2 separate regions of the Mus musculus genome follow, and region 2 is linked to region 1. A link is a loop called in an ENCODE intact Hi-C map of the cell type or tissue named here. Cell type or tissue: heart. All regions are shown on one strand. Each heading gives the region's core, and the rest is flanking DNA. Links, peaks and the distances in the headings are about the cores only.

Region 1 (2,909 bases), core at 234-2,733:
TGTATTTTTTGAGGCTGTAGAGATGACCAATAATATTTACTTTTCTGCCTCGGTAGTCAGGTTCATTTCTTATTTAAATCTGAAAAGTGGCTTCCCACCCAGTTTTTCCAGAAAACTCCCCGTGACAGGTGTGGAAAGGATCGGAGGCCAAAGAAGAACCCTTCTTCACCCGTGTGGCACCTTGGGTTTTCAAAAGGCACCTTTCTTCCGAGTTCCCAGGAGCTGAGCTTCCCAGCTCTCCGAGTGAGCAAGAGGGATAAGGGTGGAGGAAAGGTCTGGGGGAAACGCAGCTTACCCCGGTCTTGCGTCTTGCGCAGCGCTACGGCAGTCCCGGAGTCCCAGCGCAAACCCTTCCAGCAGCAGCTTCCAGCTGTCAACGCTTCCTTCTCTGGACGCCGCAGCCCTCACCCAGTCGGTGGGGCGGCCCCTTCCGCTGCCCTTTTGGCCGGGTGCGAGAGTGTGCGAGTGGCACGGGGCTCGCGGGGGCTCTACCTTGACCCAAGAGAGCGCACGGTCAGAGCAGGGGCGCCGGAGCCCGAGCTGGACAGGAGGGGACGGGTTAGGAAGACGCGGCCGCTGCGGGGCCGCCCAGCTCCTGACGACACACTGCCCGCCCCCGACCCAGCCTGCCCTCCTGCCGCGCCCAAGCCCACCGCTGTTGCCAGCTTTCCAACACAATCTGCTCCGGGCCTTCAGAGTATCTCCAGGGCTCTGGTTTGTGCCACTTTCTCCACTCCTACGCTTCTGTCTTCCCATGCCTGGGGCAGCTCTACTTCTATCTTTCTTTTCTAATTAGTCAAAGCCTCTCCCATCATCCCTTCCCAGGAAAGCCAAGGTAGGGGTCAGGGTGCTGATTGGAACCACCCAGCGACTGGTCAGCAATTGGCCGGCCCTCCAATCTCCAAATCATCACTTTGGACGCGCCTGCCCAAGTCAATGATTCCACATTCAGGAGAACCCAGAGAGGCAAGGCCAGAGTTCCACAATTCACACACAACCCTAGACCTAGGTGCATTTCCTTCTCCACATGGCTTCACATTGCTTGACCCTGCCTGAGATAATTGCCCACCTCTCCTCCGAGTTCCTCAGCTCCGCCTCGGACTTGTCTATGCACAGCCTTTTCTCTCAAAATCCATATCCTTTCCTTAAGACTAGGGTGGAGATTTAGGTGCATAAAACAACGTTTGACTGTGTTCACCTTTTCTTCATACCCAACCCTAGCACTTTACCCTCTGGCCTTGGCAGATGGCACAGAAGTCGTTGGGCAAAGGTAGAGTCTGAAGGCAGAGCCTTTCAGTTCCTCCTACCTGTTATTGGAGCTGTCAGGACTCTTGAAGCAGCATGGTTGGTGTGAGGCTGAACGGAAAGGAGACCAATGAGTGGGGATTTACTGGTAGGGACTGGGGACCCAGGCATCCTGCATCCCCCGCCCCGCCCCAAACCCACGACTAACTCCCTCCTACCCTTCTCTGAAGTAGGAGCAGCACAACAAAGCCTTGTGTTCTTGGAATTGTATCCTCTTACAGCTGGGAATAGAAAGGAGTGGGAGAGCAGACTGCTTGTTGGAAATGTGTGTATATATTCGGGTCCAGTGAGGGTCAGAGAGAGAGAGAGAAGAAAAAAAAAGAAGAGAAAGGAAAAGAAAAGAAAAAAAAAAAACCGAAAGAAACAAAAGGCCCTCTAGTGGAAACAGAAGTAAGTAGTCTTCAAGTATTTGGAGACAAAGCTGTTGAAGCAACTCTCTAGAGTAGTGGGGTTTGCTGCTGCTGTTGTTATTTAAACTTTAGATTCAGATCGGGAGTCGGAGAGTGACCTGTCTCTGTTCTGCTGTCCTTTTCAGGTTTGTTCTGGTTTGCTTGCATCCTGACCCTTCACTGCTTTGTTTTTGTTTTCATTTTTCCTCTTCCTCCTCCATCACTGTCACCACCATGCTGCAGATGAGCTTCAGTGCCTGGAACGTGCTTCTCCGGTGCTGCACCACGGATCTATACCGCTACCCCACACCCTTCTTCTTAACAGTATATGCGTCACCGTTAGCAAAGTCTATCTCCCCTTCCTACATCGCCTCCTTACTCACAGTCCAACAAACGATTTTTTTCCTGAGACAAGATTTTAGTATGTACATAGCCTAGGCTGGCAGTGAAATTGCCATCCTGGTTCAACCTCTCAAGAGCTGGGTTTACCGGGTTTATTGGTGTGTGCCACTCCTGCTATCAACAGACACTTTTGAAGGTCTCTTTATACCTGATCTTGTTCTTAGTTCTTTCTGTAGGATAAGCAAAAACACAAACTGAAGCAAGTGCCTAGATGTCTGTAAAGCTTCCTAGCTCTTGATCACCGTAAACAAAGATTCTGTTTAAATAACACTTGTGTCCCAAACTACTCTTCGAATCAGTTCTTGCATAAAGTCAAAGACTCTCCTACATTAAACAAGCCATAGGTTGGAATATGATTTTTCCAATAAGGAATATGAAGAGAAACTCAGACTTTTATTTTATTTCGGTTTTTCAAGACAGGATTTCGATGTGTCGCCCTGGCTGTCCTGGAACTTACTCTGTAGACCAGGTGGGCCTCGAACTCGAACTCAGAAATCCGCCTGCCTCTGCCTCCCAAGTGCTGGGATTAAAGGGTGTGCCACTGCCTGGCAGGAGCTCAGAGTTACTGTAACATCTTTGTACCTTATTTTGGATCTGTGTTTCGCCATATTCTCAGGTCAGTTGTTGGTGGGGGTGGTGGAAGAAAAGCAAAGAACCATCTACGGAAGAGGTGTTTGATGTCTATAGTTCCAGGTGCTCATCTCTTTAATCAACCACATCATACAAGTCAGAAAGAAAGAAACCACAGTGAACAAAGGGAAAGGAAAAAACAAGCCTGTTTTCCCAGCCTCTTCTTCCTCTGGGTGGGGTTAT
Region 2 (2,909 bases), core at 295-2,794, 78 kb after region 1:
GTGGGGGCCAGCGGTGGGGGTCCGGTGGACTGAGGCGCATCAAGATGGCGGCCGAGACGGTGGAGCTCCACAAGCTGAAGGTACCGTTACGCGGGGAAGGCTGAGGTGGGGTTTCCTGGAGCCTAAATTCTACGCGGGGCCCTGCGCGGCCTTATTCCACGTGTTTTCCTGTCAGGCGCCCGCTTACACTTCTTTCCTGGCTCCCGTTGTTGTTTTGTGCCTCCTTTCTTAGGCCTACCTTGAACTTCGTTTCTCCTCAGTAATTTATCGCTATCGTTACCTGGTGTTTACCTGCTGTTACCTGTTCTTCTCATTGTTTTTATTACCTGCCACCCTTCCCTGCTCGGCTGTGAAGCGCCTTCTATCTTTTATACCCCTTTCTCATTTAATCTTCATTACGTCAGTGGTCCTTCCCCCGTGTCCCATGCTGACCCAAAGTTATGGTTTGTTTGTCCGTCCCCCCCGCCCCCCAACGGATTGATGTAGTCACTCCTCTTGTCCCAAAGCTGGAATTCCTCAGTTAACATATAGTGGCATTTTTGCATGTTTTGCTGAATATGTCCCAAACATAACCCAGAAAGTGCTTCCGTTCTCTTTTAACAAGGTGGGGTTAAGACCCCGCACTCGAATTTTTAAAATCAAGGAGAGGAGAGGCCTTAAGATAGGTTTCTCGGTGGAAACCTGGGGTAGAGGCTTCTCCAAAAGGTTGTAAGATGGCAAACACATCAATCCTAAAAGTTTTTCGAGTTTTCTCAGGAGGTTCTCAATGACCTGCCCTCCCTCCCCTGACTATCCTACCTCTAGAGAGAGAACGTGTAGGGTAGATAGCTGTAATATGAGAGGTGTATGAAGTATGTTTGAAAACCTTAGGATTTTGTTTGTCCTTTTAACCTTTGGGAAGGATCCCAGCTCTCTTGATGTCACCCCCAACTCCCTTTTTGGGTCTATTTTTGTTATTTCCGTGTGTCTGTGTGAGTATATGATGGATGCATGCTCTTGGAGGTTAGAAGAGGGTGTTGGATCCCCTGGAGCTGGAGTTACAGGCAGTTTTGAGCAGCCTGATGTGGGTGCTGAGAGTAGAATAATTTGGGTCCTGAAGAGCAGTAAATGCTCTTCACAACTGAGACATCTTTTCAGGATGCCTTGGTGTCACTTCTTGATAACATTCTTGAACCACAGGATCTATTGAGTTGTACATTTTGGTAACCCGAGGTTCTTTTCTTGTATGTAGACTTGCCCTTCAATTATTATTCTGTAAGGACAGTAATTCCTTTTATGAAGAATTAAGAAACTGTGTTGAGGCTGGAGAGATGGCTCAGCGGTTGAGAGCCCTGACTGCTCTTCCAGATGTCCTGAGTTCAATTCCCAGCAACCACGTGGTGGCTCACAACCATCTGTAATGGGATTTGGTGCCCTCTTCTGGTGTGTCTGAAGATAAATACAGTGTACTCATATACATAAAATAAATAAATAAAATTTAAAAAAAGAAACTATGTTGATTATTGTTTGTGTTTCAGAAGAAGCTTTACCGTTAGTTGTTTTGGTCACCTTATTCTGGGAATCTCATACAAATCAAATTTAATACAAACTGAGAACTGTTCTTACTGAGACATGATCTCACTCTGTAGCTCTAGCTGGCATGAAACTCACAGAGATCCTACCTTTATGTCTCCCAGGTGTCAGGATTAGAGACATTAACTGTCATGCCCAGTTTTTTGTTGTTGTTTTGGGTTTTTTTTGTTTTTTTTTTGTTTTTTTTTTTTAATAGTTGTTTTTAATTATTGGATTGTGATGATTTTTAAAAAAATATTTATTTATTTTATGTGTCAGGTATTTTGTATGTATGGATGTCTGTGTACCTGCACAATTACAGATAGTTTTTAGTCTCAATGTATGTGCTGGAAATTGAACCTGGGTCCTCTGAAGGAACAGTCTGTGGTCTTAACTGTTGAGCCATTTCTCCATCCATGAAAACTCTTCCTTCCTTCTTTCTTTTCTTAAAAGTTAATAATTGGGTCTGGAGAAATGGCTTAGTGGTTAGGAACACTCTTTCTTCCAGAGAACCTCAGTTTGGTTTCCAGCACCAAAATCATGTGGCTCACAACTACCTGACTACACCAGCTTCAGGGGATCGGATTTTCTCCTCAGTGTCTTCAGGCACCTGTTTCCTGTGTCACGCTCGCGCGCGCGCGCACACACACACACACACACACACACACAGAGAAAACTTTTTTAATCTTGAAAAAAAAAACTTAAAAATTGCTGCGTTTTTGTCTTTAAAACTTGTAAATGAAGGTGCTTAGAAAAAGCCCTTATAATTTAGTCTGTTAAGGTGACTTTATTGTTTGAAAGCAAATGTGTTTCTTAACTGTTGGACTCTCAAATTTCATTATTAGATTTTTATGTTATTCTAATTACTGTTAACTTGATGTAGCTATAATGGATTATGTTTTCTAATGATTACTTGAACAAATAAGGAAGAATTGAGCAACTACCTCCATTTTTTAGTCTACGTAAGTTATGTAGTTCTGTACTGTTACACATGCTATAAAACATACACAGAAAATTAATTTTTAGGTGAAAGAGATTAAAAATTAGTGGGCTATTGGGTATTCTCTTGTTTGTTCCCCTTTTGAAGTCCTGGTGTAAGTCACCAGTTGTCCCATGACTTTCCTTTATGGATATTGTATGTGTTTATGGAGTTCCTCCTTCCACCATATGAGTATTTGTTAGTTAATAAGCTTGCATTTGATTGAGTACCTCACTTATCTAATGTTTTCTGACCTGATTTCAGGTATATAGTCTTAAGAGAACACAAGGCAGTCCTGAGGGTGTAAGCAGGACTTACTCTTTAATCACATTTGCTTGTTTTTGCTTTTTTCTCTAGAGCACTTCTTAAACTTTTGGAG

The links. A loop is a pair of places that touch in the nucleus more often than their neighbours do. Peaks named below come from ENCODE experiments on the same cell type or tissue, not always from the same donor. Only the 100,000 strongest peaks of a DNase experiment are listed, where the experiment ranks them.
Region 2: it touches region 1 in a loop (2.3-fold over the local background); 3 of 42 quality-filtered maps call a loop at or near these places.

Annotation. Positions count from the first base shown.
Region 1 is chr10:128,743,501-128,746,409 of GRCm38, forward strand. It overlaps Dgka (diacylglycerol kinase, alpha), which reads right to left and starts at 576. Exons shown (of 24, transcript NM_016811.3): 1 at 296-576. Gm31504 (predicted gene, 31504) reads left to right here and starts at 1,447. Exons shown (of 2, transcript NR_168573.1): 1 at 1,447-1,695; 2 at 1,841-2,382. In heart, for the core only: a CTCF peak has its summit at 1,698; DNase peaks (open chromatin) are centred at 411 and 1,371; H3K4me3 peaks cover 1,581 bases; H3K27ac peaks cover 1,361 bases.
Region 2 is chr10:128,821,892-128,824,800 of GRCm38, forward strand. Sarnp (SAP domain containing ribonucleoprotein) reads left to right here. Exons shown (of 11, transcript NM_025364.3): 1 at 1-80. The coding sequence starts at 45. Among named protein-coding and RNA genes, the nearest start is that of Sarnp, 1.6 kb to the left of the region's middle. In heart, for the core only: a CTCF peak has its summit at 1,432 (motif pointing left); no DNase peak of the experiment used is centred there; H3K4me3 peaks cover 1,102 bases; H3K27ac peaks cover 781 bases.